Regions from separate parts of the Homo sapiens genome. Here regions 1 and 3 are each linked to region 2. Evidence: chromatin contacts called from ENCODE Hi-C data. All regions are on one chromosome and are shown on one strand. Each heading gives the region's core, a stretch centred on a gene start or an enhancer-like site at or near the end of the contact. The rest is flanking DNA. Distances are from core to core; before and after follow the strand shown.

Region 1 (4,257 bases), core at 1,291-3,790, 5.6 Mb before region 2:
ACTATTAACACTCTACCATGATAAGTATCATAACAGATAAATGTTTAAAGAACTCAGAGAAGAGAGGGATGGATTTCTAGTTGTTCAACTGTGTTTATATATCTTTATGGTAGACATCATAAGTCAACATTGGGGAACCCTATATTCAACCTTATAAAATAATGTAAATATTTTTAAAATCCTGTAAAACCTATAATCCTCCCAGCATCCCAGGAGCAGCATTGTCCCTGTGGGAGGACTTGATTGAAGCCTACAAGGATGAGATGACTGAGATACTAGTACCAGATGATCAGGGTCATCATCCAGATCAAAGGGGACTTCAAGTCTAGCCTCTTCTGTGACATCACACTAAATGTGTCCCCTCCTTTTTTTAAAAAAACTAAGATACAAACTTTGGTTTCATTTCTGGGACCAAACATAGTCAACATTTTCCGGAATTAAAACCTGTAAGAAATTTGTTCTTAAGTTCCAATGTATAATCTCTTGAAGAGCTTCCTTCTTTATGGGCTCACCTTACAGATGCGCTGTGAGTTAAAAGAAAAGGCCAGGCTTGGGAAGCAGAGAGACCTGTTTCAAATCTGTCTTAGGACTCACTGGCTGTGCCAGCTTAGGCCAGAATCAACAGGCTCTGGTCTCAGTCCCTGTAGTGGCACACTGGGGAAACAGATGACATCGTAAGATGAGCACAGGCCCTGGCCCTGGGTAGCTGCCTTGACCCTATCTCTGCTGCCACCATCCTACCATCCTGGTCCAAGCTACCATCTCTTATCTGGATTGTGGCAATTATGGGGTGTTTTTCTTTTCTTTTCCTTTTCTTTTTTGAGACAAAGTCTGGCTCTGTTGCCCAGGCTGGAATGCAGTGGCACAATTTTGGCTCACTGCAACCTCCGCCTCCTGGGTTCAAGCGATTCTCCTGCCTCAGCCTCCCAAGCAGCTGGGATTACAGGTGCCCGCCACCACACCCAGCTAATTTTTTTGTGTTTTTAGTAGAGACGGGTTTCACCAAGTTGGCCAGGCTGGTCTCAAACTCCCGACCTCAGGTGATCCGCCTGCCTCAGCCTCCCAAAGTGCTGGGGTTACAGGTGTGAGCCACCCATTTATTCTGTGCCACTTCAATCTACCAGTCTCTTCCCTGATAGCAAAAAGAATCGAGTCACCACCTTTAAAAGATGAAAATCCTCAACATGATTTACAATATTTTTTCCAAACTGCAGGTCATGAGCCATTAGTGGCTCATAGAAACAATTTAGTGGGTCAACACCAGCACTTTTTTAAAAAAGTGAAGTAGAACAGAAATATGAAATTGCAATGCCAATCATAAGCATAAGAATTATTTCATCAAACTTTTCTCATTATGGGCCTTCTCAAAAAGTGTTTGAAGGCCTCTGGCCTATAATAACCTGAGTAATATGACCCCTGCCTCCTCCTTTAGCCCCACTTCCCATCATCCCCCACGCGGTTCTCCGCGCTTTACCCACACTAGCCTTCCTTAAATTCCTCCAATACATCATGTTCCCTTCTGTGGGAGACCACTTAGCACATGGTTTTCCTCCTTGCCTAGTTAATGTCATCCTCCAGGTCTCAGCTCAGATGCCACTTCTTCAGGCAAACCTTCCCGGATTACATCCTGAACCCCTGTAGCTGTCAGGGTCTCACAGATCTGTGTTCAGTTTTTAGTTATCCCTTTAATAGCATGTTTCCTCGGTTAATGACAAACTTTCCCACTAGGCTGTCTTTGTGACCGCAGGAGCCCTGCTCTTGTTTACCCCTGTGGTAATCCAGTGCCTATCTCAGGCTGGCACCTAGGCATTCAGAGGGATAAATGAAGGAAAGAATTGGCCAACCTGTTGACCAATGACGTTGGCTGGCCTCCTTCCTTGCTTGGTATCGGTTTTGTTTCTAACACTTGCACCAAGAAAACCACACAGGGTTATACTGTCTGCCTAGTTTAGGAACTTCCTTTAACAGTATTTCTTTACTCTCTGAGTTTCTGGTGAGCTAAAAAAACATAACAAAAAACAAAAAACTCCATCAAAATTGTATGCGTGTGCTGGTCGTTGAGTACTTCGGTGGAGAGTGGGAGACGCATCTTCATGAAATTTCAGAGGGGAACTCTGCCCATCCACTCCGAACCAGCCGCAGCTCCACGAGCATCTCACGCCACCCCTCTGCATCACCAGGGCGGCCGTGGGGCGCGCGCGATCAGCAGGCTTCTTGGCGCCCAGTCCATGCGACTATCTCTTCCCAGCCCCGGGACTAGGCCCGCCCCACTCGGATTCTCCACTCTTGGTAGCGCGCGTCCCCCGGACTGCTGAGACCAGGCGGCGCGGAGGCAGGTGACCCGCGTCTCCAGTCCCGGGCGCAGCCCAGGGTACGTTGTCAGCATCGCGGAGCGCGGCCCTGGGCCTCTGCAGCCATCTTCAGGGAGGGAGGCGCGGCCTCCCGACGCGGACCCGCCCCCGCCGCCCGGGCCGCCCCGCCCGGCTCCGCAGAGCGCCGCGCCTAGGTTGCGACTTCCCTTCCCTACCCTGCTCGGCTGCGTAGTGCGCTCCCCGCCCAGCCTGCAGAGCTCGCGCCGCGGCAGCCCAGCCGCTCGGCCCCGCCGCGCTCGCAGAGGCCGCCATGGGCACCGCGCGCTGGCTCGCGCTGGGCAGCCTCTTCGCCCTGGCTGGGCTGCTGGAAGGCCGGCTCGTGGGCGAGGAGGAAGCCGGCTTTGGCGAATGTGACAAGTTCTTCTACGCCGGGACCCCGCCTGCGGGGCTGGCGGCCGATTCCCACGTGAAGATCTGTCAGCGCGCGGAGGGTGCTGAGCGCTTCGCCACCCTCTACAGCACCCGGGACCGCATCCCCGTGTACTCCGCGTTCCGCGCCCCGCGCCCTGCGCCCGGCGGCGCCGAGCAGCGATGGCTGGTGGAGCCGCAGGTAAGCGAAGTGGTTCCCGAGCCGGGCTGCGGGCGCCGGAGACCGTGCCGCTGGACATGCCCCCAGTTGCAGCTACCGCGAGGGGCGGGCCGGGAACAGCAATCCCTACGCCTTCGGTGCCTTGGGCCAAGAAACCCGGGTTCCAGGTCCACCCTGTTGCGTCCCCGGAGTTAGCCTGCCTCGCCCCTGTCGAGCTACAATAAGAGCCTGGCGATCTGCGAGCCTTCACTTCATGAGCTGCAGGGCGGGAGGTCCCCTGTGGGAGGAGGTTCTCCCTGCATTTCTGAGCAGACATCCGCAGTGTTTCATTCCTGAATGGTGAAGAGCTTGATACAGAGACCCTGGAGACCGTTCAGATCCGCAGAAAGCCTAGGCTGGGCGCTCACAGGCCTTCGTGCAACTTATTGCCATAGCACTCATTTGGAGGTGGGTAGGTGGGCATTTTCATCCCCATTTTACAGAAGAGGAGATAAACCCAGGGGGTGAAGAGACATATGGAAGACTACCCAGTTAGTAAGATGGGGCAGGTCTCTGTCTAGAAATTCACTGCCTTTTCTACTAAGTAAAGCTTCTCTTCTGCAGAGCTCATCCTAGCCTGAAAATCCTTCCTCTACCACGGCGTTGAGTAAATTCGATCTGCGGTTGTGTTGAATTAGAACAATGAAATAAAGATACAGATTTTTAGAAACGCAATGGGGTAGTTAAAAATGATAGGGAAACATTGACTACCTCCAACTGATGGAAAGATAAGCCAGTTTTTCCTGACTCCTCATATCTATATTATCATACCACTAGGAAATCGTGTCACCTCTCATGGTGTTCTGTCCCGTCTGGTAAAGGTGACCAAACACTTGAGAAGCCCTCAGAGTCTTCCGAACCTGCTGGCCTGCTCTTAATACCTCTCCTCAGTTGGCCTCCTCTCTAGAACACCCTGCCAGACTCCCCTTTGCCCTCTCACCAGCCTCCCACCCCTGCCCAGGCTGCTGGGGGAAGAACTGACCCAACGCTCTCCCTTTCCTGACGGCCACAGCTGCCCAGGACCACACCAGTGGACAGGAGGCTGGCTTTCAGGTGCTTTATTCAGAGCCTGTGGGTTGTAATCTCATTCAGATATTTCTAGCTCTGAGGTCTTGGCCAGGTCTCAAACAATCTGCACCTAGTTTTCTTATCTTCCTCACATCCTTCCACCTACCTCAACTGTTGATAACACTTGTCGAGATCAGGCATGTGAAAAAGACGTTGTCAGTTGCACACACAAGACACATTTAAATCCAAAATTAGTTTTCCACCAGCTGCACCCCTAGAGCTCACAGGGTGTTCCCCACCTCTCATCTT
Region 2 (4,205 bases), core at 434-2,933:
AATACAAAATCACCTCTGGTGAGACACAGTCCACTGGTGTTTATGTCATGTCATTTCATTAACTGACAAACAGAATTACTGCCTCTCCCTTCCCCAAACCTGCAAAAGAAAAAAAAAATTGAAGAGTATTTAGTTAACAAAAACAAATTTAACACTTGGAGTTAAAATGGCTCTAATAGTGACTGGTCATTTTGCCAATATGGGGCCAAAGATGTGAATATGGATGGAAGGTGTTTTGAGATGGAGTCGTTCTGTCACTCAGGCTGGAGTGCGGTGGAGTAATCTCGTAATCTCGGCTCATGGCAATCGCCGCCTCCCGGATTCCAGTGACTCTCCTGCCTCAGCCTCCCAAGTAGCTGGGACTACAGGCGTGCGCCACCAGGCCCAGCTAATTTTTGTATTTTTTAGTAGAAACTGGGTTTCACCGTGTTGGCCAGTATGGTCTCCAACTCCTGACCTCAAGTGATTCTCCTGCATCAGCCTCCCAGAATGCTGGTATTACAGGCGTTAAGTCACTGCGCCTGGCCCATACTGTTTACATTATCTTATCTGTTTTAGGTTTACATGTTATTTTTAATGTTCCTGTACATTTAAAAAATTGAAACCAAGAATCTTGACTGGCTCTGAAACTTAATTGGGAAAAATGTAAAGCACTTTAGTGGAATTTTTCCCATGATCTGTAGAATAGTTTTTAAACAGATGGTTCATATGGACAAAGCAATGAAAATGCAGAAATTAAAAGCAGATCCTTAAGAACAATATCCGAGTTCTCAGAAATCCTATAGATGATGTCAGGACGAGATGTAAAGCAGTCGTTTCTTTTGCTGTCAAGGTTTTAAGAGAACAGAAATTTATTAGGTGAACCTCCACCGGAGGAAGGATAAAGCCTGTGGGTAGGAGTTAACTATTTATTTCAAACTCCAGTCCACTTCAACAATTTGAAAATTTTCCCGCTCCTAGGACAATTCCATCCAGGTGCCAATAGGAGATACTACTATTGTGATGCAAATAGGTATTCTACTAGAAGTAGGAGCACGTAAGCAGAGTGAGGATGACTTGAAAAATCGTCCCACCTTCCCAGCTATGGAGTGGGGGCAGGGGGAAGAAACACCTCCAGGCTGGATCATTGAAGCTGAGGGGTGGGAGAGCGACGGGACAATTTTTCAACGTGGAATTCAAATGCATTCGGTGGGGAAGTGTGAAGTAAAATCTAAACGAACGCTAGACAGTAGTATCTTCCATCTACGCTTCAAAATACTCAGACTTTAGGGAAACTTAACGTTGGTTTTTCTCCCAGAGAATTGTAGGGAGTGGGTGGAGGGGACACTGTTAGGGGAGGTATATTGGGAGTCAGATCCTTTTGTGGAGCGAGGGACCCCGAAGTGTCACCAAGGGCTAGCCGAAACCAGGGGCCCAAGAGGGGACAGGGCTAACACCCCAGCCAAGGCCGGAGCGCAAGCGCGGGGCTGCAGCGCGGGGAGCCCTGGAGCCCAGTGCGGGCGGACGGGTGGGGCAGGAGGGCAAAGGGGCGAAGGGGCGGGGTGGCGCTGGGTGGGAGCGCGGCGGCGGGGAGGAGGGTCTGGGAGCCCGGGTGCGATTTGCAAGCGCTCTGAGCCTGCGTCCGCCGAGGGGGAGGGTTTCCCCAGCCCGGCCGGAGTTGCGGCTGTGCGCTGCTTCTGGCTCACAACGCCGACGACTGTCAAGAGAGTTGGGGAGTGGAACTGCCGGAAGTGTCTGCGCGCCGTGAGAGAAACTTTCCTGCTCCGGCCGCGGCCCGGAGCCTCGCCGCCCCCGCGTTCCGAACGACGATGCGTCCAGATGACAACAACCTGAGGGGACTCGCGCCTCGGCCCGCCGCCCGCGCCTGCGCTCGCCTAGCCTCGGGGGAGGAAGACTGAGCCCGGCGCAGGCGGCGCGGCGCTCGGGGCCCGTTTCCTCCGCGCAATCAGTCCCCTCGCGTCCCGGCGCCTTCCCCGCGATCGCGCGACCCCAGCGCCCGCCGCGGCCGCCGGCTGCCCCCGCCCTGACCTCCGGCCCGGACGTGTCCGCGGCCGCCGCTGGCAGCGCCTGTGCCATGGGGCTGCCCACTCTGGAGTTCAGCGATTCCTACTTGGACAGCCCAGATTTCAGGGAGCGCTTGCAGTGTCACGAGATTGAGCTGGAGCGAACCAACAAGTTCATCAAGGAGCTCATTAAGGACGGCTCTCTGCTCATTGGGGCGTTGAGGAGTAAGTAGGGCTGGCGGGGGAGTGGACACCCGCATCTGGAGAGTCCCCGCGGGGTGCGGGTCCGAAGGGTGGGTTGGAGGAGTCGGAGCTTCTTTTGTTTGAATGGATTTGGGGACAAAAGCTGAAGAGCTCCCCTGCTGGTGGCCAACAAAGTTTGTTCTTGAGGTGTTCTTTACTTACTCACATGTCTACAGGGATGGGGAAAGTTCTCTACAGGGCACTGGAATATATCCTGAGGAAAGTCGTTCAAAGTCATCTCGTTGTGTAATGCTCCTAGGAAGATGTTGGGGACTTTAATTTTTTTTTTTTAATTTATTGTGTCTATTAATAGTTTGAACTAAAAAAGCCCTTAAGGGGGGAATCAAGAGTTTGTCTTAAAGATAAAATTAGGCTAGTTTAGTGATATTGAAAGAAAATTATTAATGTCTCTCATACGTCAGTGGCTCTTCATTGGACACAGTCATTGAGTTGGCTTTTTAAAAAGCATACATTTGCAGTTTTGCCATTTTGTAAGATAATGGAAGACAGCAAGGCACCAGTGCATTTTAACTCTGCAAGTTTTCTGTGCGTCTTAGTTTTGGTTTGCATTGTGTGGGTGTTGGGTGTGTCATTGGGATGAAAGTTAAGGGGTTAAAGGCCAATCAGAACTTTTGATGATCTGTAGAATATAAAGACTGTTATAGTCTATAATATAGGGCTTCTTCCACCTCCTTTCCCATACACCTCTTGATCAAATTTTCCTTCCTCCTTTTATCCTCTGGATCTTAGCTTTCAATTCCTAAGACCTAAGAGTATCTGAAACTGAAGAGTTTCTCTTACAGAGAATTGAGCACAATTACATGATATGGCTTGTTACCTTTCCCAGGAGGTATTTGCATCTTTTAAAAAATTTATTTTTATTTATTTATGTATTTATTTATTTTCCATCTTCAAAGGAGCCTGTGAAAAGTATTTGCATCTTAATAGAGGCTTCTGGATGTTTTAGCTACTGAAATGAAGCCGTGGAATCTCTGGTCACTTAAAGCTGGGTGAGTGAGGTACTTTCAAAAGGTAGAGAGACCTTTGGGTGATCTAGTTACCCCCAGGACATATATGGGGGCATCATCTTTGTATAACAACATGATAGGGATGTGTGCGCCTAAAACTGAGACAATACTAGTATCGGATCTATATTTTGAAACATGTATTAACAGTAAGGAGAGAGCTTAGCAAGATGTCTTGAAATTAATGTGCTCCAAAATATCTTTTAATCATCCCAAATGTTAAAACATTTACTTAACCACTTGTGTTACTTAACCAAGGTAAAGATAATATATTTTATGCCCATATTCACTTAATTTCTGAATTTGAGGCTACTACTAATAATGGTATTTACTGTGATTTGTGAAAAATATAGTTTGTCTGCAATTCTTGCCACCCTACATAAACACTAATGTGAACTGTCCTTCCTCTGGCTTGCAAATCCTGGTTAAAGTCTCGCGGGACTAACCTCTTTGCATCTAAGAGAGCATGATGCCTCTTCAAAAAGAGCTGCATCTCAGAGTGTCAAATGCCAAGCCAGTTCTTGTTGGAGGTGCCAGATATTCTACATTTTTCTCCCCGCTCTGCTTGAGATAAACTTTAGTGTTTCAGAAGGTCAAAATACTTACATACCTGTGATAAATGCTCTGACATGTACATTATATTACGAGTGACATTACATACTTTATTATGATGGTTGAATCTAGCTTTGTAAAAGTCAGGTGATTCCCATCATTATAGTTTTGTTCTTCCATTCATAAGTGAAGAAATCTTGGGAGCGTAGGCTCTTTGAAGATATAGGCCCTGCATCATTAATTTGGCTTATGCACTTAATTATACAACCTGCTATCTTTCTAGGATTCTTAAGTTTGTGGTGAGAGTGTATTACTTTAACTAACGTTTGATTATTACTTCTTTCATTGTGAAAAGGAAAAGATTTTATTCCTTGGTAAAAGG
Region 3 (4,192 bases), core at 1,144-3,643, 7.2 Mb after region 2:
ATAAGAAAACTGGAGCACAGGCTGGGCGCGGTGGCTCACGCCTGTAATCCCACTACTTTGGGAGGCGGAGGTGGGTGCATCACTTGAGGTCAGGAGTTCAAGACCAGCCTGGTCAACATGGGGAAACCCCATCTCTACTAAAAGCATGAAAAAATTAGCCTGGCGTGGTGGTATACATCTGTAATCCCAGCTACTTCGGAGGCTGAGGCAGGATAATCGCTTGAACCCGAAAGGTTGAGGTTGCAGTTAGCTGAGATAGAGCCTCTGCACTCAGGCCTGGGTGACAGAATGAGACTCTGTCAGGAAGGAAGGTGACAGAATGAGACTCCGTCAGGAGGGAGGGAGGGAGGGAGAGAAAAGAGGGAGGGAGACTGGAGCACAGAGAAGTTAAGTGACTTGTCCAAGAAGGGAGGGAGGGAGGGAGAGAGGGAGACCGGAGCACAGAGAAGTGACTTGTCCAGGAAGGAAGGAAGGAAGGCAGGAAGGAAGGAAGGGAGGGAGGGAAGGAAGGAAGGGAGGGAGGGAGGGAGGGAAAAGAGGGAAGGAGACTGGAGCACAGAGAAGTTAAGTGACTTGTCCAAGAAGGAAGGGAGGGAGGGAGACTGAAGCACAGAGAAGTGACTTGTCCAGGAAGGAAGGAAGGCAGGAAGGAAGGGAGGGGCGGAGGGAGGGAACTGGAGCACAGAGAACTGATTTGTCCAAGGTCACCCAGCAGAAGGAAGGGAGGAAGGAAGGGAGGAAGGAAGGGAGGGAGGGAGACTGGAGCACAGAGAAGTTAAGTGACTTGTCCAAGACGGACGGACACGGACGGAAGGAAGGAACAAAGAAGGAGGGAGGGAGGGAGGGAGGGAACTGGAGTACAGATAACTGACTTGTGGAAGGAAGGACGGAAGGAAGGAGAGAGGGAACGAAGGAAGGAGAGAGGGAAGGAAGGAAGGAAGGAGAGAGAGGGAAGGAAGGAAGGAGAGAGGGAGAGAGGGAGGGAAGGGAGGGAACTGGAGCACAGAGAACTGACTTGTCCAAGGTCACCCAGCCAGGATTTGAGTCCAGAATGTGAGTGCCCTTAGCCATTACACTGAATTGCCTCCCAGCTGAGAACTTTTAACAAATGTATCAGGACATACACAACTGGATGCTACAAGGTGGTTTTCGGCCAACTTTCCCCTTTAAACACATGCATCAATTTCAAACTATTTATATGATAAAAAATGCTTACACCTTTATCGATCTCGTTTTTAAAATGGTATGGCTTTTCAGGACTATCTTTCACAATCGTTAAAGGGAAATTCGCTTTGTTAATATGAAAAAAAAATCAAATATCTGTTTCATGAGTTGTCAGTGGCCAACGCTGTTTAGACTACGGCTTGAACGCATCACCCCTTAAAGATCATCTTGTGGCCTTGGGCAAATTGCTTAGCCTTCTTTGTTTCTCCAGCGGCAAAGTGGATATAACAATAGTACCATCTCCTAAAGTGGTGAGGATTAGCTGATATTATCCATATAAATTGTTATGCACAGTACCTGACACAGAGCGAGTGCCCAATAAATGTCTTTCACTATTTAGGTCCTGGGTTCTCTCATTTCCAGAGTGCAAGTCCTCCAGCAACCACAGAAACGCTTTCTAGAGTCGCTGCCCACTCCTTAAAAACATTTGTCCCTACTTCGCACAGAGCATAGTGATACCACAAACAGGCTTCCCTGGACCCCAGCCCTGGGGGTGGCTATATCACCTCGCTCAGGCCCAGGAAGAGAGAGCCGGCTCTGGTCTCCCACCCGGCAGCAGCACAAAACTTAACCAGGATTTCTCACTTCGGTCAACTCTTGAATCACCGCGCCCAGTCTGGCTGGCTCGGCAGCAGATGGAATGAGGGCGCCGGCGCCAGGAAGTGGCGCTCACCCACCTGCCCAGCCCGAGGTGGGCACTCCTCCTTCACAGCATCCCCGGGGACCTCGTCCCTCCACCGCGGAACGCCCCAGAGGACCGACCTAATAGTGCCACAGGGTGGGTTTCCCCCCAAATCCTCCAAAATACATCGCCACGATTTCGAAACGGGAGCCGAGGGAGACGCACCAAGTGCTTCCCGACGCCAGGTGAAGCGCACCATACCTGGTGTGCGTGTTGAGCCCCGAACCGAAGTCCGTGCGGCCGCCACCTCTGCCTCCCTGCTGGGGGCCTCAGAGAGTGTGCTCCTTGTCCACGTGCGCGCAGGGCCCGCAGCCGCCCCCACGCCCCAGCGGAGCTGCAGCACGCCCCTTCCACTCACCAGGTGAAGAGTTTGCCTTTTATCCTGCGCAGCAGGCTGGAGAACTCGGCCGCCGCTCCCTCCGCGAGGGGCTCTGGGGCGCCGGGGCCCGCTGGCGAGTCTGCCTCCATCGGCGCCCTTGCGCGTCTCCGGCGCCCAAAACCCCCGAAGTGCCGGGTCCCGGAAGACGGGAGGCGGTGCCTGTGCGGCCGGCTGGGGCTCCGCTCTGGCCCTGCGCTCCCTCCCTCGCTCGCTTGCTCGCGTCCCTCTCGCTCCTCCGCTCGGCTCCTTCAGCGACCAATCATTAACTGTCAAGCCCTAAGGGCCAGACAATACATTTGCAGATTACAACCTGGCACCTCCAGGGTGGCAGGAGGAGAAAGGGCAATTTTTTTTTCGTCTTGGCAGCCGAGCCTTATTGTTGAGCGGCACCCAGTGTGCCTTCAGGTTTTTAGGGTTCCTTGTTTGAAATCACAAGATACAGTGACACGAGGTTATTGTAGGTGATTCCTAAGCTAAGAAGCGGTGAGTGAGCAGTGAGTTAGAAGCAGTGAGTGAGCCGGGACTCTCCTAACTGGAAGGACTGGCTGACCCCTCCTCTTCCCTCCCACTCTCCCTCCCTCTGGCTGATTTGTACAAAATCGCTTCATTAAAATAACTGAAGGCTGGCAGGGCGCGTTGGCTCACACCTGTAATCCCAACGCTTTGGGAGGCCGAGACGGGTGGATCACCTGAGGTCAGGAGTTCGAGACCAGACTGGGAAATATGGTGAAACCCCGTCTCTACTAAAAATACAAAAATTAGCCGGGCGTGGTGACGGGTGCCTGTAGTCCCAGCTACTCGAGAGGCTGAGGCAGGAGAATCGCTTGAACCCAGGAGGCGGCGGTTGTGAGCCAAGATCGCGCCTTTGCACTCCAGCCTGGGCAACAGAGGGAGACGTCGTCTTAAAAAAAAAAAAAAAAAAAAAAAAAACCTGAAGGCGCTTCAGGTCTGTGTCGCTTTTCCCTGCAAAACATGGGTAAGATCCTAAAAAGATCTTGGAAACGTGCCTTTGTGGCGTGGATGGAGGCGTGGCTCATTCCTCGCGGTGTGTTGGTTTTGTCTTTCAGTATTCAGTTGTCTCCGCCGTGCCAGGGAGAGAGACGGTGCCAACCCCCGGCGCTCGGCTTGGATGCCCTGCCCTGGCCACGCCTTCCGAGGCTTCCACGGGCTAAAGAGGGATTAAGAGACACTAAGCTGGGGTCGAAAAGTTCCTGTCACTGACCCCCTGCTTCCGGAAAGGAGGAGATCCAGAAAACAAAAGAAAAGGTGTTGGGACCTTTTATTTTTTCCTGGCCACCTGCTTTGGGGGTTGGGGTGGGTCAAAATAAACGTAGGTTCAAATAGACAGGCTGTGCAGACGAGCTGGCAATTCTGTAAGAGGAGTCTAAGAAAAAAAACAGCTTTCGAAAATGAAATATTACTTCAGGAACCCCAAGTTTAGCAGCTGCAGGAACCTCAAAAAAACCTTTGAAACTAAGAACGTGGTCATCCGTAGAGACTAATTAAGTATTATAATACAAGCATATTATGAAACAAGAGGACATTAGAAGCACATTTAAGATGTCACTTTTGTAAAGTAAACAACTCATTTAACCCTGCATATTGACAACGTTGAATTCTACCTGAGCCCTGTGCTCCTGGAAAGTAATGACAATTAAGAAACCTTCCTAGGCCGGGCGCGGTGGCTGACGCCTGTAATCCCAGTGCTTTGGGAGACCGAAGCGGGCGGATTACTCCTGAGGTCAGGAGTTCGAGACCAGCCTGACCAACATGGCGAAATCCCGTCTCTACTAAAACTACAAAAATTAGCCCGGCGTTTTGGTGTGTGCCTGTAATCCCAGCTACTTGGGAGGCTAAGGCAGGAGAACCACTTGAACCCGGGAGGCAGAGGTTGCAGTGAGCCAAAA

What was found. Hi-C counts contacts between places; a loop is a spot of excess contacts on that map. Pooled maps may share reads with other maps.
Region 1: a pooled map shows a loop between it and region 2 (10-fold over the local background). The contact joins the promoter of ENDOD1 here to the promoter of ARHGAP42 in region 2. A Hi-C loop is called at or near these places in 2 of 37 single-sample maps with no recorded cell type and 4 of 50 pooled maps.
Region 3: a map with no recorded cell type shows a loop between it and region 2 (28-fold over the local background). The contact joins the promoter of SLC35F2 here to the promoter of ARHGAP42 in region 2. A Hi-C loop is called at or near these places in 3 of 37 single-sample maps with no recorded cell type and 3 of 50 pooled maps.

The regions. Positions count from the first base shown.
Region 1 is chr11:95,087,306-95,091,562 of GRCh38, forward strand. ENDOD1 (endonuclease domain containing 1) reads left to right here and starts at 2,541. Exons shown (of 2, transcript NM_015036.3): 1 at 2,541-2,922. The coding sequence starts at 2,623. RefSeq lists enhancers at 1,943-2,222, 2,293-2,352 and a silencer at 2,363-2,792.
Region 2 is chr11:100,685,605-100,689,809 of GRCh38, forward strand. It overlaps ARHGAP42 (Rho GTPase activating protein 42), which reads left to right and starts at 1,684. Exons shown (of 24, transcript NM_152432.4): 1 at 1,684-2,228. The coding sequence starts at 2,075. It overlaps ARHGAP42-AS1 (ARHGAP42 antisense RNA 1), which reads right to left and starts at 2,351. Exons shown (of 2, transcript NR_133571.1): 1 at 2,029-2,351; 2 at 1-99. RefSeq lists silencers at 1,054-1,348, 1,399-1,588, 1,889-2,058 and enhancers at 1,285-1,995, 1,709-1,758, 2,079-2,448.
Region 3 is chr11:107,856,394-107,860,585 of GRCh38, forward strand. SLC35F2 (solute carrier family 35 member F2) reads right to left here and starts at 2,394. Exons shown (of 8, transcript NM_017515.5): 1 at 2,265-2,394. The coding sequence starts at 2,374. It overlaps LOC124902746 (a long non-coding RNA gene), which reads left to right and starts at 2,837. Exons shown (of 2, transcript XR_007062876.1): 1 at 2,837-3,261; 2 at 3,353-4,192. RefSeq lists an enhancer at 1,920-1,989 and a silencer at 2,210-2,519.